4 separate regions of the Mus musculus genome follow, and regions 2, 3 and 4 are each linked to region 1. Evidence: chromatin loops called from intact Hi-C (ENCODE). Cell type or tissue: left cerebral cortex. All regions are shown on one strand. Region 1 overlaps Dysf (dysferlin). Region 2 holds the start of Gm5878 (predicted gene 5878). Region 3 has its middle 110 kb from the start of Gm10445. Region 4 overlaps Exoc6b (exocyst complex component 6B).

What was found. Hi-C counts contacts between places; a loop is a spot of excess contacts. Peaks named below come from ENCODE experiments on the same cell type or tissue, not always from the same donor. Only the 100,000 strongest peaks of a DNase experiment are listed, where the experiment ranks them.
Region 2: it touches region 1 in a loop (3-fold over the local background); 8 of 42 quality-filtered maps call a loop at or near these places.
Region 3: it touches region 1 in a loop (4-fold over the local background); 22 of 42 quality-filtered maps call a loop at or near these places.
Region 4: it touches region 1 in a loop (5-fold over the local background); 15 of 42 quality-filtered maps call a loop at or near these places.

The regions. Positions count from the first base shown.
Region 1 is chr6:84,101,066-84,109,065 of GRCm38, reverse strand. Dysf (dysferlin) reads right to left here. Exons shown (of 55, transcript NM_021469.3): 22 at 7,097-7,203; 23 at 2,064-2,256; 24 at 864-1,019. Among named protein-coding and RNA genes, the nearest start is that of Dysf, 86 kb to the right of the region's middle. In left cerebral cortex, no CTCF peak of the experiment used is centred here; a DNase peak (open chromatin) is centred at 3,197; H3K4me3 peaks cover 687 bases.
Region 2 is chr6:85,119,347-85,127,346 of GRCm38, reverse strand. Gm5878 (predicted gene 5878) reads left to right here and starts at 1,253. Exons shown (of 3, transcript NR_168059.1): 1 at 1,253-1,757. In left cerebral cortex, no CTCF peak of the experiment used is centred here; no DNase peak of the experiment used is centred here.
Region 3 is chr6:84,313,584-84,321,583 of GRCm38, reverse strand. No RefSeq gene overlaps it. Among named protein-coding and RNA genes, the nearest start is that of Gm10445, 110 kb to the left of the region's middle. In left cerebral cortex, CTCF peaks have their summits at 819 (motif pointing left) and 4,269 (motif pointing right); DNase peaks (open chromatin) are centred at 800, 1,988, 2,607 and 4,268.
Region 4 is chr6:84,916,844-84,924,843 of GRCm38, reverse strand. The region is part of intron 6 of Exoc6b (exocyst complex component 6B); the gene reads left to right. Among named protein-coding and RNA genes, the nearest start is that of Exoc6b, 150 kb to the left of the region's middle. In left cerebral cortex, a CTCF peak has its summit at 4,820 (motif pointing right); DNase peaks (open chromatin) are centred at 932 and 3,694; H3K27ac peaks cover 1,017 bases.

The DNA of each region.
Region 1 (8,000 bases):
GCCATCTGGGCTCTGTGACCTAACATCTGCCCAGAGAAAAGGATGGGAGCACCTCCACAAGCAGCCACTCACTTTCCCTTCATCAGCAGTAGCTGAGGCCACTGGGGAAGAGCTGGAGGCCATTTTAGAAGCCAGGAAGGATTCTTGAAAGAGACCAGCCCCAGTAAGCAATAAAGTCTTGAATATACACATAAACATACACAAGCGCGCGCACACACACACACACACACACACACACACACACATGGCCCTTAATTTGCTGCTACTCATCCCTCCTCCTCCTCCTCCTCCTCTTCTTCCTCCTCTTCCTCCTCCTCTCCCCCCTCCTCCTCTACTTCCTCCTCCTCTCCCTCTTCTTCCTCTTCTTCTTCTTCTCCCTCTTCTTCCTCTTCCTCCTCCTCCTTCTCTTCTTCTTCTTCTTCTTCTTCTTCTTCTTCTTCTTCTTCTTCTTCTTCTTCTTCTTCTTCTCCTCCTCCTCCTCCTCCTCCTCCTCCTCCTCCTCCTCCTCCTCCTCCTTCTGTTGTTCTTCTTCTTGATGTTCTCAAACTCATTGTGTAGCCAAGGATAGTCTTAAACTCCTGGTCCTCCTGCCTCTACCTCCCAAGTGCTAGAATTACAGGCAAGTGCCACCACACTTTGTTTTTCTATTTTATTCCAACCCCACATTCCAGCACCCACCAGCAAGCCTCCTAGACTCACTGTATGGAATCTGGAGAGTTTGGAAGGAATTGAAGAAAAAGAAAGTTATTTTACTCAAATACTCCTTCCAGAATAGGACTGGATGGTGGGGGAATCAGAGAAAGCTGAAGAAAGGCCTTGTGTTAAGAAAATCCTATAGTGACCCCAGCAGAGAGAATACTCACTTTCAGAAAGATGGTCTGCAGCTTCCCACAGTTCCTGCCGCAGTAGCTGGGGCCCCGCCGGGAGAAGAGGACTTCATGGGCAGGCACCCGCTGGTAGGCCACACGCTTGTCACCCTGCAGCATCCAGATGATGATGTCCGGCAGGCTGTTCTGGGGCTGGAGAGGGGGTGGCAGTCAAGGTGGGGATGGTGACATGTACGGACGGAGTCATGCCTGATCTCTGACTCAAAGGCCACAAAGGTCTTGCCTCACTCACTTAGCTCCCATCCCACACTGCTCACTCGGGGCCCTGCCTTTGGCCCTTAGCTTAGAGGAGAGCTCCCACAAATGTCTCTGAGATGCCCATGCCTTTCTGGGAAGATGTTCCTACACAGAGCAGGGAAGATGTGGTCTGCTAGATGTTCCTCCTTCTTCCTCCTGCTGACTCTAGGACCCTAAGTTCTGTAGGCTTAGAGGAGTAGATACCACCCAACAGGGGCTCCTCACCACCTTCTCAGGGCTCTTCAGAGACACGGAGGTCCCAGACTTGGGGGTAGGAACTGAAAGGATATTGAGGAGAACTTGCCCTTGGCCTCTCTCAGCCACGGTATAAATTCAGCGAAGAGGGTAGGATCAGGAGCGAGGGTTCAGAGGCTGCCAGTCAGCAGTCTGGGGGACCATCCCAACCATTATGAAGATACATCCAGAGAACTGGCCATATGCCTACCACCCTGCCCAGGGAAACTCTAAAAGGTTCATCATCCCTCTCCAAGCAGCTTTTGCCACTTCCCTTTTACAGCCCTCTGTTTCAGACACCATCTCCCTGTACGTGCCCAGATACCATCCTGTCTCACCTCCCGTATTTCCTACAAACAGGAACTAGTAGCCCAGAAGGAGTCGGGTCTCCGGGGAAACAGACTTCATCATGAGACCTAGAGCCAGACACCCTGGGTTCTGGTACCAGCCTTATTCTAGCATCCCTCAATAGGCTAGGGCCTACCTATTGAGTATCTACTGTGTGTTAGACTCTGAGTCGGACACCGTAATGCCCAGTAAGTACGCTGTTGTGTCCTGCAAATGGGCATACTAGAGCTCAGAAGGTTAAGCGACCTGCTCCAAGGTCACCTAGCAACAGACCCAGGAATGTACCACAGAGTAAATATTTGGTCTACATTCCAGGAGGCAGGAAGGCTGAAGAAAGGCCCCCACAAGATTCACTACCTCCTCGGCCAGGGCACGGAGATGCAGAAGCCAGTCCTCGGCCTGCTCCAGGGCAGTGGAGAGCTCACTATGGCCAAGCTTCAAGGCCAGAGCAGCTTCTTTGATCTGGCTCAGGTGACGGGTGCGTAGCCGGAGCAGGTACTGATCAAGGTGGGTGGCAGAAGGTATCTCGTGGATGTCACACAGGGGCTGGCTGTGAGAGACAGGTGGAATGCGCTTGTTCACCAGAGCTATCTATACACACCACAGAGGCAGGTGCTTGTATACATAAGTCCTTACCCACTGCCAGCCTACTGGGTACTCACCTCATCGCGGACCTGCCTGCTCCAGGAAGCCTTCCTTATACAACCTGGTCCTTCTACTCTGAAACATACCTCCTTATTCCCAGGCATAAGCCTTTTTGGGATAACCCTCAACCTCCAGTCTAGTGGGTTCTTTTGTATGAGTACTCCCCACCCCACCCCACCCCACCCCACCCTATCCTACCCCACTGACTGCAAGCTCTCAGAGGACCTAGAGGGTCTCTTTCCTGCCCCCTTGTGTAGTCTAGGGCAGAGGGCAGAGGCTAAGTTGTCCCACACTGAAATAAATCCCTTCTGTGTTGGGCGCACACTCTCTTCCACGAAGGAAATTTATGGACCCCTGACTAGCTACTGCAGACGCTGTGGGGAGGCCAGCAGCCATGAATACAGAAGCATCCACTCTGGCTGCCCCGGAGTCGGCCCTCCCAGAATCCTGAGCTTTGGAAAGCCTTCTGAGCACAGCTAGGGTACCGCGGCCCTCAAATAACAGTGCTGAAGCCCAAGTGAGGAGTTAAGTTAAACTCCATCGTGTGTGGGGGCAAAGATCTCTGATCCCGGACTCATTACACGGGGCGCTCTCTAAATGCCCCACAGACGGAAACTCCTCAGCATCCCAGGACTGGATGTGCACACCCAAGGGAAATGCTAGAAAAGAATAGGCGAACTCCAGTTCTCCCTCCCCAGCAGGACCCTCCAGCTGGCCCAGCCCTTGCCCTCAAACAGGACATTCGTCAACGCTGAGCCAGGCCTGCTCTGCGCTGCAGCCCCCGCCCCCTCCCCGCAGCGTCTGGACTCCGGGCTCCCGGCTGATTTATTTTTTCTGCCAATTTCCCCGAGCTATGCAGAACCAATTACCGCCGGAGCGCCGCGGCACCGCTCTGGCAGGCCCTCGGCGCGCTGCGTCTTTCCTGTTATTTTTTTTAATTGAATTTTTAGGGTGGGGGGAGCGGGTGCGCGAGCTCCATCTCGGGGAAACTTAAGCCCCGGGGCCCGTCTCAGGTCACGTACTGCACACCCTGTGGTAATATAATATTTACTGCCCCGAGGGTGCCGCGGACGGCAGCCCCGGGCCGGCGGCAGCAGCAGGCGGAGGCCGTGCGTGCGTGGTGGGTGAGGGGCCCTGGCGCACAGTAGAGCAGAGGGCTGGAGAAGCTACAGGGGACCCTCCAGCAGACCACCCAACCAAGACTCCCCAAGACAAGTTCTCACCACTCAAAGATGTCCTGGCTCTTTCTCAACCCCCCAGAAAGGTCCAATACTGGGGTACAGAAAGGGAGTCTGAGGAGAAAACTGCACCCTTAGTCCTGCCTACAAATGGAAGGTGGGCCATAGCAGGGCTCATTAACACCAGGGAGCAGAGCCGGCTGCTCACCAAGTCACCACCTGTCCCTGAGGACCAAGTCGGTGATTTTATCAGGGCCATTCCTTGGAGAATGAGCTGGTCTCATTCTTGAGTCCAAACAGATGACCATCCCCCAATTTTGCCCTCTCATGAGGGAAAACTGAGGCAGCCTGCTGTTCCCCACAGGAGCAGCCTTGGAATGTTTCCCAGGGGGGGGGGGGAAAAGTGGCCCTGATCTGCACCTGCAGGGCTGGCAGGAACTATTCCTGTGCAGGATGCTAGGAAGGGCTTGTAGCTGCTGGAACGGCATGGTGGCATAAAGTAATGCACAGAGGCAAGGGGTGCAGTATGGGATGGGGAGGGTCCAGCAAGCCAGCACACTCAGAAGGGATGAGGGTTATTAGGTACCCTGTGGGGAAAACAATCCTTTCCAGGTAAAGAAGGGAGAGAGAGAGGGAGGGAGGGAGGGAGGGAGGGAGGGAGGGAGGGAGGGAGGGAGGGAGGGAGGGAGGGGAAAAAGGAGGGAGGGAGGGACGAAGGGAGGGAGGGAGGAAGGAAGGAAGGAAGGAAGGAAGGAAAGAGGGAAGTGGAAAAGGAGGGCGGGAGGGAGGAAAGGGAGGGAGGGAGGGAGGAAGGAAGGAAGGAAGGAAGGAAGGAAGGAAGGAAGGAAGGAAGGAAGGAAGGAAGGGGAAAAGGAGGGAGGGAGGGAGGGAGGGAGGGAGGGAGGGAGGGAGGGAAGAGGGAGTGAAAGAAGGAGGGAGGCTGGGCTGTGGACAGGAGAAGAAATGAAGGCTGTAAGAGCTGCTGTGATCTCTGAAAGTGGTAAACCCATAGATCCAAGAGTGGACAGGAGATGGTGATGGAGTCTGGGGGGGGGGGGGGGGCATGTGTGGCCTTAGACACAGCCTGGCCCAGACCAGAAGGATGGGCATGCAGAAGAGACCCAGTGAGCCCAGAGTTCAGAGAAGAAAGCTTTGGTACATTGGTGCAGGGGGTGACAGGGGTTGGGGGAGGCTCAGAGTGAGCTAGGGAAGGATTCTACCTAGAGACAATAAGGCTGATAGCAGGGAGTCAGCCCAGGTCAGCCATGACACCTGCTTATGCCCAAGCCTCAGGAAGCATGGTTTCAGCCTCAAGTGGTGCTTGGAGGGATGGATCTGGAGTCCCTTCCTGATCCATGTCAAATCATGTCATGGATCCCCGTGGTCCTGACAAATATCCTGAGAAGATGAGAGCCCATTCCCACTCCAGGTTCCTGTCCCGGGACTGATGCCCCACAGAGGCCTGGGCATCCTCCTGCCTCAGGACAGTGGCAGAAGAGCCTGGCTTGACAGAGTTCCAGATACATCCTCCCTAAGAGGGTACTGAAGACAGCCTGGGAGCAAGTCCCACAGACTCCAATGTCCCAGCACCTCAGATTGACTAGGGATTGGATCCCACCAGCCCCACAGACTTGCCTGTTCCACCCCACAATTACCATGAACAGTACGCAGAAACCCATATTCTGCCAGCCACTGTCCAGAAGTGGCATCACTGGGCACTAGGCACAGCGGCCATTCTGTAGGCACACCCAAGGCACAGGGAGAGAAGATGCTACCCCCATGATTGTGCCCTGTGTGACCCCCTCCAGCACCACATTCCCTCCTCCCCCAGACCAAGGCCACTTCCTGATGCCTCATCACCTGGCCCCCACTCTGCTCCCCTCCTGCTAAGCCTCTCAGAGAATGGCCCCAAAGCCCACCCAGCTGCTGTGGCCATAGCTAGGGTGCCTCTCCAGGGCCCCATGTCCTATCTACAACAAAGGAGCAGAGGGATATTCTTCCACTTACTCGACATGTGGGTCTGGGTGTGTCACTCAATCTCTGTGTGCCTCGGTTTCCTTATTTGTCCCTCAGAGAATTGTATGATCAGAGGTTTTTGCTTGGTGACTAGAATAAACACAAACTTCCCACACAGTGCCTGTTGCAAACTCTGCGCTACTCTCTGCTCCCTCCACACCCACCCTCCCCAGCTCCTGCCTTAGGTGCCTGTACCTTAGGTCACTTTGCAGCCCTATGTCTCCTCTCTTGTCGTCCTGAAGGCACAGCAAGCATCTGGCCCAGGAGTCTCCTTCTTCCTCAGCGTACCCAAGCCTGAGCTCTCCTTGGCAGAGCCCCTAAAGCCCACCTTGCTAGAAATCAACCATCCTTGGTAGCCCTGAAGATGGCAGGCATTTTAGGGCTACATGCCTTGGTCTGGGGAGTGTCTTCTCCACGTCCGACCTTTGCATTTCCACAAGGAATCTCTTTGGGAAGATTGCCTGAGTTCCACTGTCTGAATCTGCTCTGAGCTCCCACAGGCCATGCCTCTCGCTTCACATCCTACCTAGAGGGCTCAAGTTATCAACAGAGCTAGGGCTGAGCCTGGTTTCAGGAAGGTATGGAGAATGGAGGAATGATCTGTTTAGGGTGGGGCAGGGGCATTTCCTTGGGATCACTTCCTAACCAGGGTATGCAAACACCTAGCCACCAGTTTCACATATCTCATAGTGAAAGCATTTCTCTGATGCCCTTCAACTGTGTTCTCCAGCTAAGCTAGCCTGAGAAAGAAAAAGATAGGGTGAGGGAGATGGCTATCTTCACTCGGAACCCCAGAGAGTTCAGGAGAGTGGTTCTGACCAAGTCTGTTGCATAACTGAGAAACCAGGACCCTCAGAGGCAGGGCTACTGAAAACCAGCCGACTGTGGCGAGGGGCAGGTTTCCTGGTTCCTTGCATTTGTCATTGTGGTAATCACGGTTCCTTTTACTCGAGCCTCCTCACGGTACCACTCCTTTGTTGATTAGATATTATTAAGGAGTCGTTCTTCACGCCAAGTTCAACTTCAAAGCTCCCATGGAAACACTACCGCTAGCCCTCCTGGGAGTGGAGGAGATGTTGAGGGGAGCCCCCGCCGCTGACCCGCAGTCCCTTTCCTCCTCACTCCCAGACCCCCCCTTTCCTGAAGCTGACAATCATCTGTGTGCAGCGAAAGCCTAAACAGAAACCCTGGTCCCCGACAACATGGCCTTGGGGGAAGGAGGGGTGCCCCCACCCCAGCTTCTCCTGGAGATTCCATCAGGGAGCTATGAGGTCGGGGATCAGACACACAATGCGTCCCATTCAGGTGAGCCGGTCGCCCGCCCGGCCCACAGCTGCTGCTGCTGCTGCGGGGAGATTTATGACCTGTTCTGAACGTCACCTTTTCAACTCCCGGTGCAGGCTCCAGCACCTCTGGGCTCAGCACCGGCCAGACTGCTGGCCAAGCGTGGCTGGGAGACGTGCTTCTGCTCACCACCACACACGAACACTCCTGAGGAGACAGCCTTGGCTGAGCCAGGAGAGGCATCTGAAGGTGCCAAGGACCCCCTACCTGCAGTCTGCAAGGAGCTCATCTGTCAACTGAGCCACCAGGGCGTCCACATCCTCGGAGGAACACTGTGCCTTCAGAGCCAAGTGGACCTGCTCCAGGTTAGCTTCCTGGGAACAAGCATCCCTAGGTTAGGAGTATCACCATGGAGCAGGACCCAACCCCCAGGCCCTGTTACCTAGCCAGAAAGGAATAGATAGTAGGAGCAGGACAAGGCAAAGCCAGACTCAATCTGGCTCCAGAACCTTCCAGAATGCCCCACGCATCCCCATGGCTCAATTCTCAAGCCAGATCCCCAGTCTCACACATGGATGGACACGAGGCGGTCCTTTGCTAAATAGAAATTTTTCACAGCCTGAATGCATCCCCTCCCACCTGCCACCTCAACACCAGGCCTGAGTCCCCACAGGGGAGTGGATCTCTCTGAGACAACACTGGTCAGTTTCCCCAGCAGTCATGCAGCCACCAATAGACATAAAGAGCAGACTCCCAGAGCTGACTCTCTTGCATTTCATCTGATCCCCTTCTCTGGGCATTTTTCCTAGGGCAAGGTCCTGGGCTGGAAGGCCAACTCCAAAATACCTGTCAGCCCAAAGCTGCCTCAGTCTCCTAAGTAGCCCTCTCCACACGTCAGGGCATGTGATATGTGTTCCACCCTGGGGGACAAACCCTAGGAAGAAGACTCAGCTCCTGCTGTCGGGGAACTGTGGTCTTCTGGTAGAATAATGAGGAGTCCAGAGGACAGCAGGACAGTGACTCTGCAGTCTCAACTCCAAGTTCCCCCGCTGGCGTTAGCTGCCCACCACCAGCAGCTGCCAATTTCAGGGACACTGCCCCTTCCTTGCCTTTCTGCCTCCCTTCCTACTGTGCTCATCAGCCCGACCTTCCCCATGCTGCCCCTCATCCC
Region 2 (8,000 bases), 1.0 Mb before region 1:
CACGGGCTGCTGCCAGGACCTGGCCTGGAGTCCTCAGAGTTGTAAAGGATGTAGACTCCACTGCCCTTCAGGGTTCAGGGGGCCCAGCTCTGAAGTGAGCACTCCGGGATGTGCTCTGGTTAGTCGGAATCACTTACGGGACAGCGACTAGAAAGCAGAATTCTTCTATGTCTCCTCCCTGTCATGGGCGAACAAGGACTTACTGGGTCAGGACCCCCTAACTCAGAGCCCTCTTAGCCCCAGCACCCTGGAAGGTTGGGGTAGAAAATTTGCAGAGTATAAGTTCTACTGTCAACAGCCCTTTTCTCCCCTTAATGCCTGCAAAAGAAACCTGAGCAGATTGGGGAAATGCCCTACAGTTCTAGGTAGCAGGAGGGTCGACCTGTTTGTTCCCAGGTCGCATGTCCAAGAGGCCAGGTTGCCTCTGCCAGCCATGGACCACTGGCCTGTCCTCTTAAGAGCCACGTGTACAACAAGGACAGCTCCAATTTAGGAAACAGTGACCCAAAGACCCTATTTTGGCCTTGTCATCGACTATTGCAGCGGGAGGAGAGGGGACCTGGCAGACCTGCTGCATTGGAGCACCATGAAATGCTGAGGGAGCGCTGTGGAGAGCTAGGTTCTGTGGCTCCTTCCCAGTGCAAACCTGGCCCCTGGGAAAAGAATGCACATCCTGTTTGAAGCAGTGTTCCCCTAAATATCCATTAAACGCGAAATTTCAGGAACAGCACCTCAGCTTCAGAATGGGATTCCAGAGGCAAAAGGTGGAGTAGCAGGCACCCTTAGGTTAGGTGAACGCCGACCAGATTCTCTGGAGAATCTAGGCTGGACTCCAAACAGCCTTCCTAAACTTGGATCCAAGTTCTCTAAGAACTGAGACATCCCAGGACGAAGGGAGGGGATCAACTACGGTTCACACTAGAAGAGTGGTTGATCTTTTTCCTCAAGCCCAGGCTCTGCAGGTGTGCCCCCTCAGACTCGATGGCCGCTGAGGCTAAAGGGCAGAGTTGCAGAGAGGAGAGTAGGAAGAGGATATTAGAGCATGCACCAATATTCCAGTCCGATTTTTGCCTTGGACTGGGGACCACTTCTCTACCGGCAATCCATCGCCTCGCCCTTCCCCCCACCCACCCTCTTTGGGGCAGCAGAGAGGCGGCCAACCGGCGAGCCGAGCGTTGGGCAGGTGCCGCATCAGGAGGACCCCAGAAGAGGTTCTCAGTAGCACGCACAGCGCGCGCTCCGGCGGTTGCTCAGAGTTCCCCGGGGGCCACAGGGACCACGCAGGCTCTAGGCGGTGCGCAGTTGCCCAACTTCGTGCCAGGGCTCTCGCACGATTCTAGTCGTGGCCGCGACGGTGTTCCAGCAAGCAGGATTTCCCCACCAAGTTTTTGGTGGCCAAGGATGGTGGCACCTATGGGAGTCCTGGTAGTGGGGCGCGCGGGCTCCCATCCGCTGGCTGTGGCCACCTCAAAGGAACCGCTCAGACCCATGGCGCTCAACTAACTCACCCCAGTGCGGCCGAGGCGGCCTTTGTAAGTGGTTTCTCTGCCACTGCCGCCTGGGCCACTTGCCCTATGGACTGCCCGAGCTGGTGTTCGCTAGGCCATGAACCACTTAATGATGACGGTGCACCCGGCACACCAGCTGGGCTCCTCCTCCCCGCAACCCCCTCACTCTTTTCAGCGCCCAGCATTGCGACCCTCTCCATTTCCACCCCTGGCTGCTTCGGAATCGCTTCTTTGGCCTCCACTTCCAGGGTAAGTGTCCACGCTGTGTTCCTGACCCAGGGATGCGGGGAAGGATTCTTGAGGTGGCAGGGGCTGTACAGAAGTTGTTAAGGACAAGGCTTAGGGATCAGCCTTCATTGTTCCCAGGCGATTAGCCTTTGGTCTGCCATGTTCTCCCACTCAGGAAGTGTGGTTGGGACAGCCACATTTTCCAAGGAATGAACCCAGTTAAGACACAAGGCATAGAGCAGCCTAAGAGCTTTTTCAGACCTTCCTTTGGCCAACCTTATTCTCCCTTATGACTAAACGGGTCCCATCCCCGAAAGTGCTGGCCCTCTACCCTTACTGCTCCAGAGCTTTGAGCTGTAACTACTACTATGCTCTAGTAGTCACCAGATCGCTTGGTGCTTGTGGGCAGCAAAAGTCCACCTGTAACCCTTGGCTCTGTGGGAAGCAGAGCAGCGTGGTGCGTTCACTCAGGTGTCTTGGGACGTTTCTCAGCATCCTACGCCAGACTTTGCCCAATCACATTGGCATCCCTGACCCACAATGGGGCAAAGGTTGGGATCAGCAAACCGGCTTTCTTTACCACTGACCTCTAGGAGCCAGCCCACCCGGTTGCTAGGACCGTCCTCTTGAGTGGGAGGTGGGAGAGGAGGGCTTTTAAGGTCATATCTAGACTTACCCCACCCTGTCTGCAGCCGCATCTGGTTTGCTAATATACGCTCCAAAAGGCTCGCACACACACACACACACACACACACACACATGTTATTTGACTTTCCTAAAGAAAAGAGAGTTGTGTTCATTGAAGTTAATTTTCTTCCTTGGCTTTATACTTTTCTTTCACTGAAACAAACAAACAAACAACCCATAAAAAATAAAAACAAAAGACAAAGAAAAAAGAAAAAGGTTGGCCTTGGTTCCTATAGCAGTTGCTTAGATCCTACTTTGGTAGAGACTGGACCCCAGCATTTTGAATTTCCATAGGGAAATTAAGCATTTCCTGCCACGGGAGCACTTGAAGTCCTCATTGTCAACCCAGGAGCTCACTTTGGGGCAGGTAAGTCAGGCTGACTAGGGAGCCTCCCACTCTCTGGGGAGAGAAGTCTACTCCATGAAGAAGACCGTGTTCCCTACAAGAAAACAGGGAGCAAAGCAAGGTACTTCCCATAGAACAACCTCTAAAGTTCACCCAGGGTGGGGGCTCACAAGCCAGAGAGTGGGGCTTCAGGACTTCAAAACAGAAAGACACAAAAGGAGGCTCTTAGTGACTTTGAAACACGCAGGACTTACTTGGCTGGCCCTGCAGTGCCATAGCACTCCAGTGGTTCTCCAAGGACTCTCTGCTTCCCTTGGCCATGCCTCCACCTCCTCTTCTCCCTGCTCTGATCAGCATCTCTGATAACAACTTCTGACTCAACAAACATGAGATGTCCCTTTGTGGGTTTCTAGGAATTGTTCTTTCTGAAGTGATAGATTGTTATGGTTGTATGTGTGCCAGAAGTAGGCACACTCATCATTTGTCACAAAGGACAAGGGGGAGTATGGATAAATTAAATGAGGACGTGCACCCACCTGGGTGACTCCACGATCCCTTTTCCTTGGTCCTGACACTGCTAGGGCTCTGGTGTCTCGGAAACTCTGTGTGGAAGTACGTGGTAAGTGTGCCTTGGTGTTCCTGATCAAGGGGTGTGTCATGATTTGGTGTATGGGGGCCCTCCTGCAGGGACTGGTCACCAGCACCTCGATGATGATGTCAAAAATATGGGTGGAAACATGAGGAATGCTGAAGTTTGCAGCAATGATCTGCCGCCTCAGGTCAGCAAAATACCTGCCTTGGAAAGGCAAGTGCCCGGCCACGAACAGGAAGACCACTCAACTGCAGATACTGCTGGGGCAGCCCTCATAGTCCTCAGCTTGAATGAGTTCTGGTGACAGTAGGGCAGTATGGCAAAGCTATTCATCAGCTTCTGCCCAGGAATCACTGTAGCAGCCAGGCCAAAATCTCACGGCTTGGCGTTCCTCCTGTAGTTGTTCCAAAAGTTGCTGACACAAAATATGACATAGGTCTGGTTGACAGGGACCAACTGCAAACTGAAAAAACACAACGGATCACAGACAGTCAGAGCTGCTCACTGGGAAGGACAACAGTCCTCTCGCCTGATGTCGGCAAGCACTGGGAGCCAAGGCACCAAGACAATCAGGTTCAAGGGAAGTGGATAAGACAACAGACACCCCAAAACCCACAGTGTCCAGGCTCGGGAGCTGGCTCTGGAAACATGAGGAGGAATGTTCTACTACTCCTTCAGAAGCCTGCATTTGGTTCTCAGGAACAGGTCCGGTGATCCACAGCTGCCCTAACGCCAGCTCCAGGAGACTTTACACCTAGACTCTAAGGGCACCCGTACAGCACACTCAAAGGCACTGCAGGACACTTAAAATAGTGATAAAAATCTATGTAATTTTATTTATGTGACTTCTGAAGTTCAGAAGAGGGCACCAGATTTCCTGGAAGTGGAACTATAGGCAGTTGTCCTGAGTGTTTGGATTCTATAAAAACCCAATTACATTATGTGTATGTTCTAATACCAAGTGTGAAATGAGTGGCTCCCAACCACCTGTAACCCATTTCCGGAAAATCTGACTCCATAGACGGCACCAGGAATGTGGTGCTCAGACCACATGGAGGCAAAATACTCATAAAGTGAAAATAATGAATTATTCTAACTTAAAAGCATTACTTAAATTTTTTTTAAAAAGTAAAATTGAAAATAATGAAGACCATGGAAGTGTAAACACAAGAATGAAGGCATCAAATATACAAACCCAACCAAAGAAAGCAAATCAAAGTCACCCAGGTGGAGAGAAACTCTCTCTTTCAGGGGCCAACAGCTCCAGAAAGTCCAAGTACAATCTCTCAGCAATGTCGAACTCCAATCGCTTTCCAACCAACCAACCAACTAACCAATCAACCAACCAACCAACCAACCAACCAACCAACCAACCAACAGCTCTAAGGATAGCAGGCAGCCTCAGCCAGAGCTGTAAGTGGACAGGTGTCTGTCAATCCTCACCAGGGTTCCTTGTGAGGTCAGAGCAAGGAACGGGCCAATCGTGGCTGGGCACAGAAAAAAAGCTTTTCTACCTTTTTTCTCTCCAAGGACAGGAAGGCTGTTCTGGTGAGTGGGGCAGTAGGGGGCTGGTTACATTCAAATGTCTATCTCCCAGGTTGTCCAGTGACCCACTTCTTTCTGCTAGGCCCACTGCCCAAGGGCTATTTTCCAACCAGAGGAGACACCAGGTGGCAAACACTTGAAACTCTGTGGGACACCTAAACTTTAACAAGGACACTTTTCTCCTTGATAATCAAACAAGGAATCTCAAGGATGACACTGCGCTCCGGAGCCTTGGCCCTCCATCGGTTATGGTCTCTGACATTCGCTGGCAGGTAGATGGGCAGTGTTTTGCTTTTCACTGGACCCAGCCTTTATGATAACTTTGTAATAACTCACGTCTACACTCAAAGCATTCTATTTATTTTTCTTAAACTCAGACTGATGGGTGCTAAAGGTTGGTAGCTCCTGCCTACATCAGTAGTTGTTGCAAAATACTATCTTCCAAGACTCCCTCCCTCCAGAGTATGAGAGTACCCAGGGGGCTGAGAGGAGGTGACACCAATCATCCCATGTTCCCCATGATGCCTGGGGCCTCTCACCAAAGCCGAGGATCCTGAGACAGTGGGATGACATGTTCAAAATGATCAGGAAATCAGTTGCCAGTCAGGGTTCTATAAACGACACATGTGGGAGATAGAGCAATTCCTTGGCACCCTATGCCCTTCTGCTCTCAAAATGCCTTAGTTTGTCCTTAGAAACAACAGAAATTGATTGCTTGGGCATCTGCTTGATGGCAAGGCAAGAGCAAGAGGCCAACAGATTGGCTGTATCACAGGGCTGCTTTTTTGTGTGTGATTTTTTTATTTTATCATTTCCAATTTTTTAGTTAGGTATTTTATTCATTTACATTTCAAATGCTATCCCAAAAGTCCCCCATCCCCTCCCCCATCCCCTCCCCACCCACTCCCACTTCTTGGCCCTGGCATTCCCCTGTACTGAGGCATATAAAGTTTGCAAGACCAAGGGGTCTCTCTTCCCAATGATGGCCGACTAGGCCATCTTCTGCTACATATGCAGCGAGAGACACGAGCTCCGGGGGTACTGGTTAGTTCATATTGTTGTTCCACCTATAGGGTTGCAGACCCCTTTAGCTCCTTGGGTACTTTCTCTAGCTCCTCCATTGGGGGGCACGGGGCTGCTTTCTAACTCTAAATGGTACTGTGTATGTATTCCCAGATGGTCAAGAAAAAGCATGAAATCAGTCTATCGAGGCCTTTCTAAAGACCTTGTTCTGCTCTGTGGCAAGTTCCTAGTGCTTGTGAGGCCACAAACCTTACTACTGTTGTGTTGGGGTTGAAGTCTGAAGAGGGAGTTGGCAGGACACAGGCACACACACCCCGCACATCTAGACATGATCAACTTAGCTGTGGCCACCCTGATGAAAACCTTCCCAGGGCAGCTGAGAGACATTAGACAAAGTGAAAGTCAGGATAGTCTCATAAAGATGCCCAGAGCTAGCCACAGTACTCAGGGGCCCAAACAGTGCAGGAGTTTGGGGATAGCTGGCCCCTAGGATGCTGGCCCCATGGAAAAGCTGGCCCTACCATTAGTGTCCTTGTGGTAGTGTAGATGAGAGAGAGGTATGTCTTCCGTACTTAGCCCACACCATCTGCAGCAGGTAAGAGACCTGGCCCTGGGGTCATGGGAGCAGGAGAGCTGGCCCTGTCCTTTGCTGACTGCAGGATTTGGAAGAGCAATCCCTGCACCTCACCTGGCTAGCACAGCAGAGCTGGACTGAGATGTGGGAATTGTGGGTGAGATGGCCCAGAGGGCATGAGTGTGGCTGCCTCTTGTCTGCTGTGCCTTGGCACGGCAAGGGAGAGACCCCTTCCCTTGTATTTGCCCTCACCATGGAGGCAGGAGGAGAGTTGGCTCCAAGAGGTCATGAGAGCAGGAGAGCTGGCCCTGCCCCTCACCCGGGCAGCACAGTAGAGCTGACCCTGATGGCAGGGCTACAGGGGAGCTGGCCCTGAGGATGTGCACATGGGAGAGCTAGCCCTGCCTCTCGTCTGTTATGCAGCAGTGACTACCACCCTAGTCCCTAGCCACCTAAAGCAGGCAGGAGAGCTTCTCTGGGCTCATGAGAGAGGGAGAACTGTCCCTGCCCCTCCCAACCCTCTCACCTGCTGCTTGTCTGCTGGGCACTGGTAAGAGGCAGAGACACACACTCTGCTCCTCTGTCACCATCTATGGCAGACAAGAAAGCTGGCCACAGGATTCTGAGTGGGAGAACTGGCCATGTCCCTAACTGGCTGCAGCACTCAGGGACAGTCCCTGCACCTCACCTGGGCAGCAGGGTAGAGCTGGCACTAGTTATTGAAGTTGAAGGTGATCTGGCCCCAAGGCATGGAGCACATGTGAACCCCAAGGCTGACAGTGTCTTAAATCTTTCAGGCCCTGATCCAGGGCTTTCAATTGGTCCTTCCCAACATCAGCGAACTACTGGAGTGCACTAAGAGGCTGGTTCTACAGATCCAAAACTACAGGATTCCCATGACGCAGGGCAAGATCAGTGGATTCGAGAGGAGTCCCAGTGAGGTTTCATTATTTATAGCAGAAGCAGAGGCTTCACATTGGATCAAGGAGTCATCGCAGTGAACATTTACAAGCAAAGATGTGTGGACAGAAGGGAATAAAGCGGAAGACCCTGTGAGACACTGCAGCTTCCACAAGAATTTTTTTTTTCTCTGTAGCTGGGGAAGGTTGCAAGGGAAAGAAGCAGGTATGAGGGGAGGAGGAGGTGGGTGAGATTGGGGTCTATGATATGAATGAAGTTCACCAGGAACCAATAAACCTTTTTAAATTAAAAAAAAAAAACAACCCTACAACAAAATGCCCATTTAACAATGTTATTTATTTACAATACATAAGAAATATGTAATGAATAAGGGTGGTGTGTGTGTGTGGGGGGGGGGTTAGTTACTCTTAGAACTGACTCAGGCGGCCTTCTTCTTTCCCCAGTGCAGGGCCATCTGCCCTGACTTCTGATAGGTGCCTGGTCCCACGCTGTATAGAAGTGAGACATCCAGGTGACCCACAGGGCTGACAAAGCTGGGATCTCATTGCCAGGCCACCAATTGGAACCTACTCTGTA
Region 3 (8,000 bases), 210 kb before region 1:
ACATCGCATGAAATCTTAACATCTCATAGGGGCAGACTGTCTCCAGAGGAAGGCACAAGCCCATCTCCCTGCGCCTCCATATACTTTGTCTTTGAGGTGATGAAACCAAATAGGCTCCTCTCATAGCTCATTCAAATCATCTCAGACAAGAGAACGATGCTCACACATCCTCTGAATGCAACCCGCCAGTTAGTCCTAACATAGGCTTTCTTTTTGCACCTGTTCCAGGTCTTCTAGAATCTTCTCCGTGTCCCACCTGCTCCCAGTATTGCCCTCACTGTCCCCCTTACAACAAGCCCACAGAACGGGGACCATAGCTGGACAAAAGCAAGCTAGACACAACCCTCCCCAAGTTGCAGCTACAAGGTTTCCTGGGGCCAGAAGCACAGAAAGGAGAGCTTTAGCTGGCTCACACAAGGGAGCCTTACCAGGGGAGAGAGCCTTAGACGGAGGATCCTTGGCAGACAATCTGGGTGTACACACATGGGACAGGAGGAGAGTAAGCTTAGAAGGGAAGGGGACCGGTGTGTGTAAGGGGTGGGGGGCCTCTGCCTCTATCTGCATGAATAGCTCCCCTCCTCCAGTCTACCTTTCCATCTGGAAACACCTTCTCTTGGGAAGAGCAGGTAAGGGTGCAGGGGCAGTGCAAGAGTCTGTGAAATGCCAGGGCAGACCGTGTCAAAGTGGGTCTGCTGCACCACAGCCCTCTAAGAAGTCCCTGGAAGAGATGGGGACCCAACACCCAATCCTTCCTTCCAGGTCCAACCAACAAGCCAGGCAGAGACAGAAAACTAAGGAGAGTGTGCCCCCAACTGGTCAGTGGTGACAAAACCAACTCTTAAGCAGGGCCCTGGGCCAGTCTAGGAAAGCCTTGGGGCCATGCAACCTGGGGAGGTGGGAGGACAGGAACACCCTCCAAGACATTTGACTTCCTGACCTTGAAGGAGGCCTGAAAGGGGTTTGTTTTCCTTATGGAATCCTATTAAAGTGCTGCCTGGCCTCACCTGTGGCCAGGAGACCCAGTGTGGAAAACCTTAGTGTGCACCGTCCAAAGGCCACTGAGGAGTCTCCTCTCCCTAGCATTAAGCTGGCCAACATTCCCAAAGATGGCTAAAGCTAGGTCAGGAGGGAGAAGCCAGCCTTTGAGAGGGCAGGAGCTTGGTTGGAAGGCCCTAGGGAGCCCTGAGGAAGGGATCCCGAGGAGAGGGCGCAAGGGCACAGTCTAGAGAGTTCCCATCCCAACTGGCTCCAAACAGGAGTTGACACTCACAGCCCCTGTGGGACCAATGGTCTCACAGTGGAAAGTCTAGATAGGGCTGCTGACTCTGAGATTCATTCTTGCCAAACGTAGGCTTCTAAGGGAGTCCAGGAGTCTCCAGTCTGACTTACAACATAAATCACATCGTTTCAAAAGGTTTTACCACCTAGGCATGGTGGGATACACCTGCCGCCCCGTCCCAGGGCTCAGGAGGCAGAGGTGGATCACTCCAAGATCAGAGTTAGCCTAATCAATGTATGTAGACTTAGGACTACACACAAATCTTTTTCTCATTCTCAAAATAAATCCCCAAACTTCCCTGATACATAAACAACCCCCTGTCACCTTTCGCTTCTCACCTGGATCCACTCTGTCTCTGTTGAAACCTCCAGAGCAGGGGATGTAGCTAGCCAAAGGCTATGGAGAAAACAAAGCCCAGCCTTGGTCTCTAGGGCCCCCAGGCTCATAGCTTCTGTCCTACAAGCCGGAGTTTCTGAGAAATCAGCGAGGCCCTCCTCTGAGGAAAGAGGCCCGAAGCCGACAATACACAAAGTACAGCCGAAATCATAAACACATTTTATTTCTAAATAATTTTAAAACCACTGGCATTGTAGCAAATTGGAATATATTTCCAGAATCGACTCAAAGAGATTTTTTTATGGCAACATATGAAAAATGTCATTTAAATATCCACACACAGCTGCTGCACATGCTGGCCTCTCAGGGAAACACTTTCATTCCTCTCATCAGAGCTCCCTGATTAATGTTCCACTTCTCTTTAACACTTTTTCCATGGCTTTTTTTTTTTTAAATCAAAGCCTGTACTATTATCTGAAAGAAAATTAAACCAATAAGATTTAATGTCTGCTGTGTTCTACATTGTAGCAAAAGTACGTATATACACACACACACATGAGCACACACATATATATGCAGAGAGAGAGAGAGAGGTGTGTGTGTGTGTGTGTGTGTGTGTGTGTGTGTGTGTGTGTGTGTTTAGGGTTTTAGTCAAATAGAGCCAAGATCTTTGCTGGAGACTTCAGGGCAAACTAGAAACAGCAAGAGTCCACAGGAACAATGAAGGAGAGAGGGCTCTTGAAGATAGGGATTTTAGATAGGGATGGGTTGGAGTAGCCTGGGCAGAGGTTCTCAGTAGACAGAGGCTGTAGAGAGATCAGGAACACCAGGCCCCAGCATGGCCCAGATGCCACCTGTGGCAAGGCCTGACTACATGGCTGGGATTTTGTGAATGGGCCTCAGAGAGAGGCAGCTTGGGCATCGGAATGGGAAGGAGAGAGTGTGGAGGAGGAAGGGGAGGGAGGGCAGAGACTGTGCCAGGGGAAAGGCGCGGCAGATGGAGTGAGGGAAATCACAGTGTGTCTGGCAAGGCAGCTGATGCTGTAATTTAAAGGTCAACTGAGTGGAAAAGGGGGTGGGGTGTTGGAATGACTGTCTCTGCAGTGTGGCACTTAACTCCTCCCATCCCGGTGCTGCCTGGCTTGGCCTCAGGGTCCTGGAGGCCACTTGCTCTCCTGCTGCTCTTCCATCCTCATGGGGTGCCCTTGTTCCTCACACACCTGATGCTGCATCCTTCTGTTGTCATTAGGGGAGAAGTGACAATATTACCTCCCCAAGCCTCAGTTTCTTCATTTATGATGTGGGGCAGGGACCTCTCATTTGCCCTGGATCACACTAACAGTTAAACTAGATAGGGGGGGGGGGAGTGTAAAACACATTAAATGTCTCAAACTTTTCAGAGCTTCTTTGAAGAAGATGTCTTGAATTTGTCTGTGAGGAAAACCAAAATCAAACAAGGTGGTTTTCCCACCTTGGGAAAGGATAAGCTAGGAGCTGTTGTTGACTTGTGTTTTCTGTCCTGTGGACAGCTGGCTACCCTCACATTCCAACTAGACTTTAGAAACTGTTATTCCCACCTCCATATCCTTCCCAGCTCCCCCCTCCACTCCCCATCTCTCTCTCTCTCTCCCTCTCTCCCTCTCTTTCCTTTCCCTCCCTTCCTTCTTCCTTCTCTTTCTGGACTAAGTGGCTCCTTGGGAGGAAAGTTGACTCTTCATATGGACTTGGACCGCCTTGAATCTATAAATTATGGGAGTTCTTGGGAAAGTGTGGAGGTTTGTGTTGGAATGGTGATTGGTGCAGGGCTGACTATGGAGCACAGGGGTTTTAGCTCCGGCTAGGGGAGGCTTTTCAGGGCAGAGTAGGTAGACAGGCCCACAGACCACTGAAGGACCAAAGCCTAAACTGAATCCATGTAGAGTTGATCCCTGCACAAGCCATGAGACAAGTCCGTGCGGCTGGTTTCTGTGGTGAGGCAGGACATGGAGCTTTATGGAAGGCTGGAAACCATGCCCGGGGCTCCAGACCCAGGAATGCCTGGAGAGCTAGATCCCCCTGGTTTTAGGACTTGAGTGGCTTTGGAATGTCATTGGCGGTAGGGGATAGCTGCTCATGGAGAGGATACAGGGTCCTCTCCACCTCCTTGAGGCCTCTATTGCTAGACAGAAGACTCAAGGAGGGAACTGTGTGCTCATCCAAGGTGCAGGGCAGCTTCCCTTCTCCCCGTTTGCATGTCACAATAAAGGCCTTCATCTCAAAGTAGATTACTTGGGCTGGACCATTTAGGTTAGATGGCAGGAGGAACCCCAATCCTGTGGCAGGAGAAGATGCCATCTCCTGCTCCCAACAGTTATGGTATGTCTTGGTCTGTGGTCCTTCCTCCTTAGGGCCTTGGTGTGGAGGAGGAAACTTCAGCAGAGCCCTGAAGTCTACAGTGTGACTATTCTCATCAGGACCAGGCAAGCTTGGGTGAGAATGGTGCTCATCTTCCTGCGGAGAGATGATGGTAGGTCCTACCCTTGACTGTTGTCCTATAGCTGGTGAACCATACAAGAAAATCCTGAGTCTGTCAGTAGTAGTAGGGATGACAAGAAGGAACACTGGCCTTCACTGAAAAGAAGCCCTGGGGATGACAGCACAGCTTTGAAGTGACCACCAGGGGGCTCAAAGAAACCCTGGGAGACCTGCCTTTGGAGGATGACCTACAGTAACTGTTTGGCTTGGCCTGTGTCCCCAGAGTAGATAACACTTATGAACCTGTAGTTAACTAGCAGGTGTGTGATAGAGACTGGAAGGGTTGTCTTTCAATGAGGGAATTTCTCAATCATGCAAAATTCCATCCTGGGTCCACCCAGTCTCAGGGTCGTGTTGACATGGCCCAGGGAAACCAACACTGTGTTCCCAGTACTGGCTGCACACACAGCCCTCACCACTGTCCATCCAGGGGACAGCGAGGCATCCTTGACCATGAGACAGACATAAGTTTCATTCATAGTCTTCAGGGAGCCAAATGTAGTTGTTGGCAAGGCCTCGTGGATTATTAACAAGCCAGCTCACATTTGCCTGAAACAACCAAAGAACTGAAGAAATCATTAGTTCCAGGGCAACAGAGACTATGGCTTGTATGTCAATGTGTCATAACCCAAAGTCACTTCAGGAGAAAAAGACAACACTTTCTCCACCAGGACAGGAGTTTCCAGGACAGGAACTCTGTCTCCTGCCCCATTTATACACCTCAGAGGACTAGGGAATCCTCTGGGGACATTTAGAGAGAATGTGCTCATCTTGGGGGGTCAGCAGAAGGCAGAGACTTCTTGCAAGGACTATGGGATGGGAACCTTATATTCTACAGTGGCCCAGCAAAATCCAGTTATGGTAGCCCTAGGCTCATAGCAGCATCTGATGCTCTCCCGGTGGCTCCTGCCCATAACCAGAGCCTGAGCCCTCCCCCTACCCCCAGGTGTGTGACACCCAGCATGTCTGCATACATCTTTTCTCAGCTCAGAATTTCAACTGCCTGTTACTCTGAGGCACAGGGTTTCCTCCCCAGGGATAGTTCCGCGTTCTTGTCCCCACACCAAGTCAGTCCCCTCAACTTCCTGAGGACTCCAAAGCCTCCCCCATAAAATCTACAGCTTGAATTCTTGTGCATGCTCATCCCAGCAACGTGCCAGAGTTCTCCATGCTCAGACTGTAGGAATGTAGAAGTGGGCTGCTGTCTATGGATGTCATACTCAGAATGTAGACAGCATCGTGAGGTCTCAGAGAGCTTTGTGCATCAAAGCCCTGTCCCTGTCCACAGTGTGAGCCATGGGTGGGGATGGGCTAAGAAGCAAGGAATGAATTGTAAGAAGTAGGGTGTCAATGGGGCACCAGTGGAGAGACAAAGAGAGGCACCACCGGGCTGGTTGCTGAGGGCTGAGGCCCTCAGAATTTGATTGGGTTCAAGACAAGACAATTGAACCAATGCCCAGGGAACTAAGTGGGCTTCGCACTGGTTTTGGGCCCACTGTCACTCAGGCCTGCATGTGTTCCTGAGGAAAAACTGTGAGGATTACCCAGGTGACGTCCACCATACTAAGGGGTCTGAAGACCCCACAAATGTTTCAGCTCATATTGAATGTAAAGACTTTCTCTCTTATGCTTATAATTACACAGCTGTTGGAAAGGAAGCTCACTATCCCGTGGTTAAACACCATCTTCCCTTTCCTCGAGAGCACCAGAAAGCAGAAGGAAGAGAGCTGGGGTACTTGGTGTGGAGTCTGTGGTTTCATGGAGGAAGTGTAGTCTCCTCAGAGTCAGATTATGCCCTTGACCTTGGAGCCTTTCCTGATTCTACTGTGTCCCTATCCAGCGGCTAGCAACTGTCCCAAGGTCTGGGTCCTAATCAGCCTCCTAAACAAGACACATAGGGAAGGGATACCAGACTCTGCTGGGCGAGTAGAGTCTCCCCACTCCAGGAGACTGCACCCTGAGCCCATGCCCTCCTGGGAATAAGGGTGTTTGGTGTAGCACAAAAAGCAGGCAGCAGAGGCAAGCAGCTGGTTCTGACCCATGGCAGGAAGTCACAACCAAGATTCATCCTGGAAAAATGCAACTAATGTCGCCCAGCTGGGCCCGCTAATCAGAAACACAGACCCAGAGGTGGCAGCAGGGACAGGCCTCAAGGGCAGGGCCCACAGAGAGGTGATAATGGGTAGCAAGCTCTTGGACCCTCTCCCCCAGCCACCCGGCTGCTGCTGTTTGGAGATGGAGGTGGCTGGTTGAGACCTGGGACAGCCACTCCTCCTTCCCCAGAGAGGAAGCATTCCCCATCAGTGCTAACAGCTTCTACCAGAGCTAGAGACTACCATGGGGCAGTCAGCAGTAACAGGTCACTGGTACCTTGCCGGAGACTGCTGCCCCAGAGACTCTGAAGCGGTCACTGGAAGTTCTGAGCTAAGCCCCCTCAGCTCTCTATAGTCACTCTACTGAGAGTCCTTACTACCAGAATATATGTCTCCTGAAGATAGGCATGGCAGGTACAAATTCTGAGCTGGGGTAATAAGGAGAAGCCCAGGTTCTGAGTCTCAAAGCAGAACTCTTGAGGAATGCAGCTCTCACTGGGCTCCAGCTCTGTAGTTCTAAGCTTCCCTTCAGATTCCCCCTAGGGGGCTTGTAATAACCTCACAGACTGCCCCTACACTTGTTTACTTGACCCACCCCTCACCTTCTCCCGACCCCAACGTTGCCTCATCGTCTTGAACCTAATATTTGGCACTTTTTTTCCACTTCATATCAGACAAATCTGCTGCCCAACCACAGGCTCCAACTGCTACTTGGAACAATATCAGAGACACCTCCCCCACCCTGACTCCACACCCCTTAAGTACAAGCATCCCATCTTACACATCTCAGGTTGCCAGTGGAACGCATTTAGAGCACTCTGGTAGGAAGTGTCTTTCCTTGTTCAGATAGCCAATCCAGTTAACCTTGAACAAACTCAGACTCTGAGTCCTGGTCACACAAGCAAAACATACTAGTATGGCCAAGCTACCATATTCCCAATCTTACCACAAGCTGCACCTTCCTTCCCCATCTTCCCATACTGTGTATGAGTAGATGCTACCTGTAAGGTTGGTATCCAGCTGCCCTTTCAGCTCAGAAGATATGGACAGCATCAATAAGAGGTCTGGGGTACAGGTGGGGAGACAGAAGGAGTGGCACTGAAGAGGGAACTTGGACCAAAGCAAGGGAGAGTAAGGCAGAATCTTGGAAGTGCCAGTGAGGGGTGGGGTGGGAGGTCAGAGAGTCAGGATCAGGGAAGAGGAGATGGGGAGCCACGTTGGAGGCTGGGAGCTTAAGTCTTGGAGGTTTCCTAGCTGCCTGAGTAGTTGCCATGGAATTTCCCGACCTAATAAAGAAGAATTTAAATAGACCACAACTTTGCCTAATGTTGACTGTGTAAATAATCCAAGCCCCGGTCCCCTTTGTTCCACAGGCTATTTGTGTCAGGAAAAGGGGGGTGGATGGGTAGATTCCAACAGAAGCCACCATCCCAGATAGTAAGACATGGGGACTCTCTGTTCTCATCTGCCAGGGCCCAGGGGGATGGAGTTTGAGATCTAGGGGCGAGGGAGACTGGGGATGCAGGGGAGGCAGAGAGGAAGCTTAGCTTCACAGCCAAATCTTCCTGTCCGTCTGTGACTATACATGCAGGCATGTGTGACTCCACACCACTTCACATGCGTTCATGAATGGGGCACACGTGTGTATTTTCCTCATGGGCATTTGTGCACAGATTCAGAAAATTTCATGCAGGCTGACTGCAAACAGACAAACGTGAATGTGTGTACCTACAGACTCAGGATCCCAGGGACAGCTGAGAGTGCCTCTGACATACTCT
Region 4 (8,000 bases), 820 kb before region 1:
ATTCTGTTTTTGCAGTGTTCTGAAGGACTCTGAAGGATTCAATGATTTCCCTAATTTTAAGAGAGAGGAAAAACATTTTTGTAAGTGTCTTTGAGGATTTGAAACCAGAGTTTAGTCACAGTTTGTTATGTTTTTGTTCGTTTGTTTGTTTGTTTTGTTTTTAGTGGTGTTGAGACTATGAATAACACCAGCTTTCGGGAGAACCTCCAGGCTCTCTGGGATTTATTTTATTGTCACCAACTTCGGATTTTGTGTTACCCTTCTTCCTAAGATGGTTAAAGCCAGTAAATCATTTGAGGAGTCTCAGAAGATCATTGTGACAGCAGTTTTCATCAGCGTCAAGTGACCAGGGACTAATCAATAAAAGTTTTTTTTCCCCCTTGGCACGGTTAGTAATCATTTAGAAATGATTTTGATGGGATATATAAGTGAAAAGCATTCAAACAGATTAGGCCTGATACTAAATGAGAGAGAGTGAGTGTTGAAAATGTGGCATGTGGGGAGACCTTGAAAAGTTGTTAACTTGAGGAAGGGAAATATCAATATCTCTGTGGTCTTTTAGGAACAAAAAACATCTTTTGCTGAGAGCCTAGAGTTTGAGCCAAAATATAAAGTGACCTTGGAGGCTGGCTGGCTCACCTTCCAGTTTCCTAGGGAGAGTCAGTCACTGCCTCTGCCTGATCATGGCCAGCAGAGCATTTAGCAGTGGGAAGTAAGGAAATGATGGCCAGAGCGAGGAATGACTGTTGTTTCTCAGCAGCAGATAGGCACACAGCTCCTGGTGAAATGATTCAGCAGTTTAGAGCTGAGAGCTGAGAGACCTTGGTTAACACGCGGGGAGTCGGGGCCCAGGAGGGGCCGCTCTGATGGAATCCTTCTGGGGCCACTCTATTCCCTTTGCTCTGAATCACAAATGGCTGCTCTTGCCAGTGCTCACTCTGAATCCTACCCTCAGAGGTCCTGTGCTATTTGGAAGGTTTTAGACAGCAGCTGGTTGAAAATGTAGGCGCCTCGGTGTGGGAAGCGGAGAGGGCAGCGGTTGCTTCATCTGCCGCATCAGTATGAAAGGCACCTCCGTCGGTTAAAGCTGCTGAGGTTATTCGTTTCCACTTTCATTCCTGGACAAAAACAGGCCTCTTGTCTGGATCTTTTCTTTTTAATGATTTCCATGAAAAGGCTTTTATCCAGGCTCTGACATGACTGTCAGAATACACATTTCAATGTGAGAGTGCTTAAAAGGCTATTGATATTCCCCCGTGGAAAAGAAAAGTACTTAAAAAAAATCCATCTATCCTTATACAAGTTAACCCTATCACCTCCTTTCTTTTCTCTCCTCCCCTCTCTTCCTTCTCCCCCACCTTCTTCCTCATTCCCTTTCTTTTCTCATTCTCTTTCAGGTTAAAGCCACAGTCTTAGTCTGAGCCGTGCATGTCCCCCATCTCCCATGAGCTGTCACTTTGATACATTGATGGCTCTGATGAGTTTAGAATCGAGGATACTGAGTAAGGAGGAGATAAGCTTACTTTTACCTGATGTTACTGTTGAGCTTCCGCAAACAGGCTGTTGCTTTGGAATCTTAGGTTCATTTCTCTTTCCTCTGGGTGTATCTTGGCTATGTGAGCAGAGTAAATGGTCGGTATCTTAGAAATGCTAGAGACAACAGGAGTGGCATGAAGCCTTCATGAACTGAAGCAGTTTGCCATGAGCTTATGAGGTGTTAGTGGGGACTCAGGTTCAAGTTAGATTGCTATGCTATGTAATCAAAAGGGTTCTGAAGCAAGGAAGGAATTTGATAAGGTTTTGATTAATTTATAGGTGTGTGAACATGGCTTGTCAGCTTAGTAGATTTGCTATTGTGGTGGGAAAAGGTTGTATCTGCTAACTCCTCTCTCTTCATTGCTTTCTTGTTCCCTTAAGTGTGATGGTTTTACTCAAGGGGAAGAGCACAAGCAGTGACATCCGTGGCAGCAATGGAAGGAAGCTTTCAGGATGAGTGACACTGTTGGCCTTTGTTTCTCCACTGTGGTGGTGATGCTCCTGTCACTCCCCACCCTCCCCATTTACCTCCAGCTTTCAGCAGAATCTCGGAGTGATGGAGGTCATCAGAACAGCTTTCTCAGATTCCTTTTGTTTTTCTCAGCCTCCCTCCCTGTACTCACTCTCCCTTTCCTATTTCAGAGGAAGAAATATGTGGCTTGCTTAATGTAATTAATAGCTATAAACTTTAAAAACACTACTCTTGTTCTAGAATTTTCTAAAAATTTAGTTCCCTTAGTTTTATTCTTCTTGATTGGCCTTTAGACTTCTTCCTCAGGCCACACATAGTCTTATACTTTAAAATAAAAACAATAGAAATTATTAGCTTGGATATATTTTCTTATATGAAATTTTACCTTCATTAAAAAATTAGTTTTGGAGTTCTTTAGTTCTTTACTATTAGTACCTTTTGTTAGTACAGGTGGTCCCACCAGCCTGCTTTCAGGGACCTAGCAACTGCTTACATCATCATCTGCACAGTTTCCATATGTGCTCTCTGTTCTCTAGTCATACTTTCTCCTGACTTCCCCCATCTCCTGTGTGTGTGTGTGTGTGTGTGTGTGTGTGTGTGCGCACACGTGTGCATCTCAAATCTCAGTCTTCAGGTATGGTGAGCATATGCTGGCCTGTTGAGTTACATGCAGCCCTTACTTAGTGTAGTGTCTTACATTAGTGAGGCATAGTAGTTATAACTGGTAGTTATCACCAACTTAAGTTGATAATTTCTGTTAGAATGTACCTTGTCCAGTATTGGGGGTGTGGATCTGCTCAGTGCCATATGTCCATCATTGTAGCACTGTGAAGAATAGTTCACTTACTGAAATCTCGTGTTCTTTACTTGGGCATACTCATAACCTCTAATAACCAGTGTATTTGGCCTCTGTTGCTTTGCTTCTTCCAGATTGTCATATAGTGTGAAGCCCTTCACAGTTGCCCCGACTCAACAGTGTGCGTGTATGACTCCTCTGTGGCCCCCACTCAGCAGTGTGCGTGTATGACTCCTCTGTATTTGTTCTTGTTTGTTTGTCTTTATTTTGAAGAATAGTTTATTTCATGAATGTTCTGTAGTTTGTCATTTTGGTTGCTTCAGAGTTTTGGCAGAAAATATTAGAGGGACTGTAGACATTTGTGCACAGGAGTTTTGTATGTATTCATATTTCCAAATCATTTTAGTAAAAGCTTAATAGCTGTGTCTTAGGGTTTCATTGCTGTGAAGAGACACTATGACCATGACAATTCTTTATAAAGGAAAACAGTTTAATTGAGGCATACAGTTTTAATGGTGTATTCCATTATCATGGCAGGAAACATGTTAGCATTCAGATAGTTATGGTGCTGGAGAAGGAGTTGAGAGTTCTACATCTTGATCTGCAAGCAGCATAGTCTCACTCTGGGCATAGCCTGAGCATCTATGACCTCAAATCTTACCTCCAGTGACACACTTCCTCCAACAAGGCCACACCTACACCAACAAGGCTACACCTTCTAATAGTGCCCCTCACTAGGGCCACACATTCGAACATATGAGTCTGTGGGGGCCTTACCCACTCAAACCACTACAGCACAATTGTTGAGTACACTTGGGCCATATTTAACTTTGTACAAGCCCGCCAGCCTTCTCACAGGTGGCTATATTGAGTCATACGCATACCTACAGTGTGCCAGCTCCTTGTACGACATCAGCAGCAGCATTTTCCTGTCATCACTGGCTTTTTGGATTTCAGTCATAAAGGTTTGGAATACCTCCTTTCTGTTTTAACTAGTGATTCCATTATGACTCATGGTTCTGCCTTCTTTTCTTCAGTTGCCATTTATCTTCTCTTATGTGATGTTTGTTCAGGTCTTTTGTCCGTTTTGTAAGGGTACTGTTCCTTTGTACTGTTTTGTTCTACACCCAGGGTGTGGGTTGTCTTTTAATTCTCTCAACAGTGTCTTTTAAAGAAAAGATTTCATTGATTTTAATAAATTCCAATCTAGCACTTTTTTCTTTTTCTCTTAACCTTTTTTTTTCATGCTTTTTGTGGTAGTCCTAAAAATGTTACTGAATCAAGGCTACCCAGATTTTCTATATTATCTTTTAAAATTTGGTTTCATATATAGGCTTGGAATCCATTTAAGTTGATCATTTTTGTGAATGACATTAAATTTGCATATTGATACATTTTATTGTGTAGCTGTCTATTAATACTATTGAAATCATTCTACTTTTTCTATTGAACTATCTTAATTTTCCTTTCAAAGATTAGCTGATTATATGTATAGAGTCTGATTATAGATTCCTGTCTGTCTTTCTGTCTGTTGATGACCCCCCATCCCATATTGACTTGATTACTATAGCTTTAGTGTAAGCCCTAGAGCTGAGCATCCTTCTCTCCTCACTCCTGTCTCTTACCCCTTCTGTATTTCATTGACTATTACATGCCATTTTTTCTTTTCATGGAAGCGTTGAGATCAACTTGTCATTGTTCACTGAATAAACTTAAAATATATCTCCATTTACATATATTTTTCTTGATATCTTTCATGGGAGTTTTTATGTTTTTGTCTTTTTTCTTTTTTGTGATTGGATATTTTCTTTATTTACATTTCAAATGTTTTCCCTTTTTCAAGTCTCCCATTTGGAAACCCCTATCCCATCCCCACTCCCCCTGCCTCTAGGAGGGTGCTAGGGCATCAGGCACCCTCAGGCCCAAGGGCCTCTCCTTCATGGAAGGCTTTTTTCTTTTTTAAGATTTATTTATTTTATATATGTGAGTACACTGTAGCTGTCTTCAGACACACCAGAAGAGGGCATCAGATCCCATTACATACGGTTGTGAGCCACCACATGGTTGCTGGGAATTGAACTCAGGACCTCTGGAAGAGCAGTCAGTGCTTTTAACTGCTGAGGCATCTCTCCAGGCTCTCATGGGAGTTTTGTATCATTGATCTTATACCTCTCTTTTAGATTTGTAACTAATTTGTAATTAATTAATTAATTGTGTCATGTTTATGTGTATCATGTGCTTACATTTGTGTGTGCATAAGTGTGCACATGGGTATAGAGGAGAGAGGTTGATGTTTAGTGTTCTTCTTGATTGCTCCTCACTTTATTTATTGAGACAGTGCCTTTTGCTGACATTAGAGCTTGCTGATTATACCAGCTTGCTGCAGCAAGCCTCCCCACCTCCCAGTCCTGGAAATTACAGGCTGATTTTCATGTAGGACTTTTATGTAGGTGTTGGGGATTCAAACTCTGGTTCTCATGTTCCTATGCTAGCAGGTACTTAACCCATTTAGCCATTTCTCTAGCCTCTAACAGAAATGACAACAAACCAAAACACTTTTGTTTATTCTTTGGAAATTTTTACATGCTTATTGGCTGTATATGTTTGTTCTTCCTCTGTACTGTTATATTTTCTCTGTATACATGCCTGTCTGTCACAACGGCACATAGTATATAGTCTTCTGGACTTTTACAGTGAGTTTCAAAATCAAGTTGTGTAGAAACTCCTGCTTTATTCTTGTGCAAAATTGTTTGTTTGTTTAACACATCTTGCATCTCTATACATTTTAAAATGAACTTTCCAGTTTCTGCAGAAGTGTTGCTGGGTCTCAGGTCCTCATGTTTGTACTGCAAGCATTCCTATCTATGGAATTCTCTCTCCAGCCCCTAGTTTTAATTTTTGGAGGGATGGGTTTGCTATATAGTCTAGGATATTCTTGGATTCTTCCTGGTCAGATTAAGATTATTCTTAAACTCTCTGTCCTCCTGTTTCAGCTTTCTAAGTGCTAGAATTACAGGGGTGTACCATAACACCTGACTTATTAATCCAAAGGGTTTTAAGGCATGCTGTGCCAGGATCTAGGAGTAAAACACTATAATAAAAGACAACACTGTTACTTCTATCATTCAGGAAGTTACAAGGGATATAAAAATTTTGTGTCAGCTGCTAATGAGGATGACCAAGTAGGTAGGGTTTTGTTTGTTTGCTTGTTTTTAAAAATCATAACATAGTAGCATTTCAAAATTGTGTTTAGGATCCTTTTAAAAATCTAAGATTATGGTGTATATTCTTGAGAAAGTAGCATTTTAAGTATATGTTTTGCAGTTCTTGGAATTGAATATAGGCTCTTACATATGCTATACTACTGAGATATATCCCCAGCTCTCATGTTTATTTTTCTGAGGATTGATTCAACAGAAGGATGCTGGAGGGCGCTAGGTCTTTATGACCAACCTAGCATCAGCCCTTCATGGTCCAGACTTGTCCTGCTCGTCCTTTCAGTTGCTCTTACCTCTCTCCCAAACCAGGGCTCTGCCAAATTCATTCCTGTTTGTCATAACTTGATTTTTTTGTTTGTTTTTTAGTTTTTTTGTTGTTCCAAAAAGAGACATTTAGCCACTCCTTATCTTGTCAAATAAGCTACAAATGAAAAAAGGCAGAAAGAAAAAGAGAAAAAGAAAGTCTGTCAACACACGTCCTTTTTTCTCATGCATCAGGCATTTTTGAACCTTCCCTGGTGAGTTTTCACCATCTTCTAAATTTTGTCTGGTACCTTAAAGATTACAGATATTTTGTTTATTTTTGAAATCTAAATTATGTAGACATTCTTTACAATTCCTTATGCTTGTATTTGCTTAATTAAAATTTGATCACATAATATATAAATTATATTTTGATTTTTAAAAAGTTAATATAATAAGTATATTCTCCATACTATTTCAAGACATGAGTTTTTAAATAAATTGAATAATACTTCTTGATATTTATGTTGTATAAATTAATTCTTAATTAGGTGACACTTATCATTCCTACTTTTATTTACTACATTATGATAGTTCTAGAGTCAAAATTATTTACAGGCCCTATTCTGTATACACTTAGGAGTGTAAATTTGGTCATTCTTGGTAGTCTAGATACCCGCTGTGATAATAAAATTAAGTTTTAGTTAGAGGATGAATAGAAGCCTTCAACATATTGTACAACACCTGGCTTTAAGTTAAAACTGGAAACAGAAGCTTGTGTGCCTGTATAGTTTTACACCTAGCAAGAAGAAAGCATATGTCCTTCTGATCTTAGAGAGATTTTATAAGTTTCAAATGGGTCTCTGGCCCCAAGCCATGCTTGCTGTCATATTTTATTAGTTTAGTCCTTTTCTTTGTATGGAAAGCCTGCATTTTTGTAACATTATTTTTGAAGAATATAACACCATTCAAGTGGATATTGCAATCAATGTCTTAAAGTTTTGCCTGAGTTCATGCAAAGGACTCAGAAAGCATCACAACAGAAAATGTGCAGTAAGCAGTCAGGCAAAGAGGACAGTGGCTGCTCTTTAGCTGTTTGTAATCACTCCAGCTCCTGAGAACACAATAAACGAATTTGGTTTTCTTTTTGAAACAGGTTTTACTAGTGTTTTTTTTTTTTTTTTTTCCTTTTTTTTCTTTTTTCCTTTCTTGGTAACAGACAGGCAATTCAAACTGGAAATTTCAGTGACTTTATTTTGATTGAACCTTTCAGTCTACCCTTTAATTTTTATGAGATATTTGTGTCAGCAGCCTTATTCATTCTTTTATAAGTTAGACTATTTGTAAAGCCTGATGTTTCAGATCAGCCTCATTGTACTTTTTTCTGTTCTTTTCTCCTATGGTACTCTTTAAAAGACGTAGATACTGCATATAGGTCCCATGTTCTCTAACACTTTTTCTGCTATTGTTCATCAAATTTCAATTTTTGTGGGAAATTTGGATCAGACATTTTATTCACTTTGGTTATTCTACTAGGCTTTTCATAGGTTGACTAAATTGCAAAGATGGCATTGCATTTTCCATGGCTGCCTAAGTTTTGGGGGTAGTAGAGATTTGATCTCTGTGTCATGATGTTCTTCTGTCCAAGCGTGTGCTGTCCATGAGTGGATAGGGCTCGGGGCGGGGGGACGTTCAGTGTTAATGGAGGCTGTTGATAAAACAAGGAAACACTGGA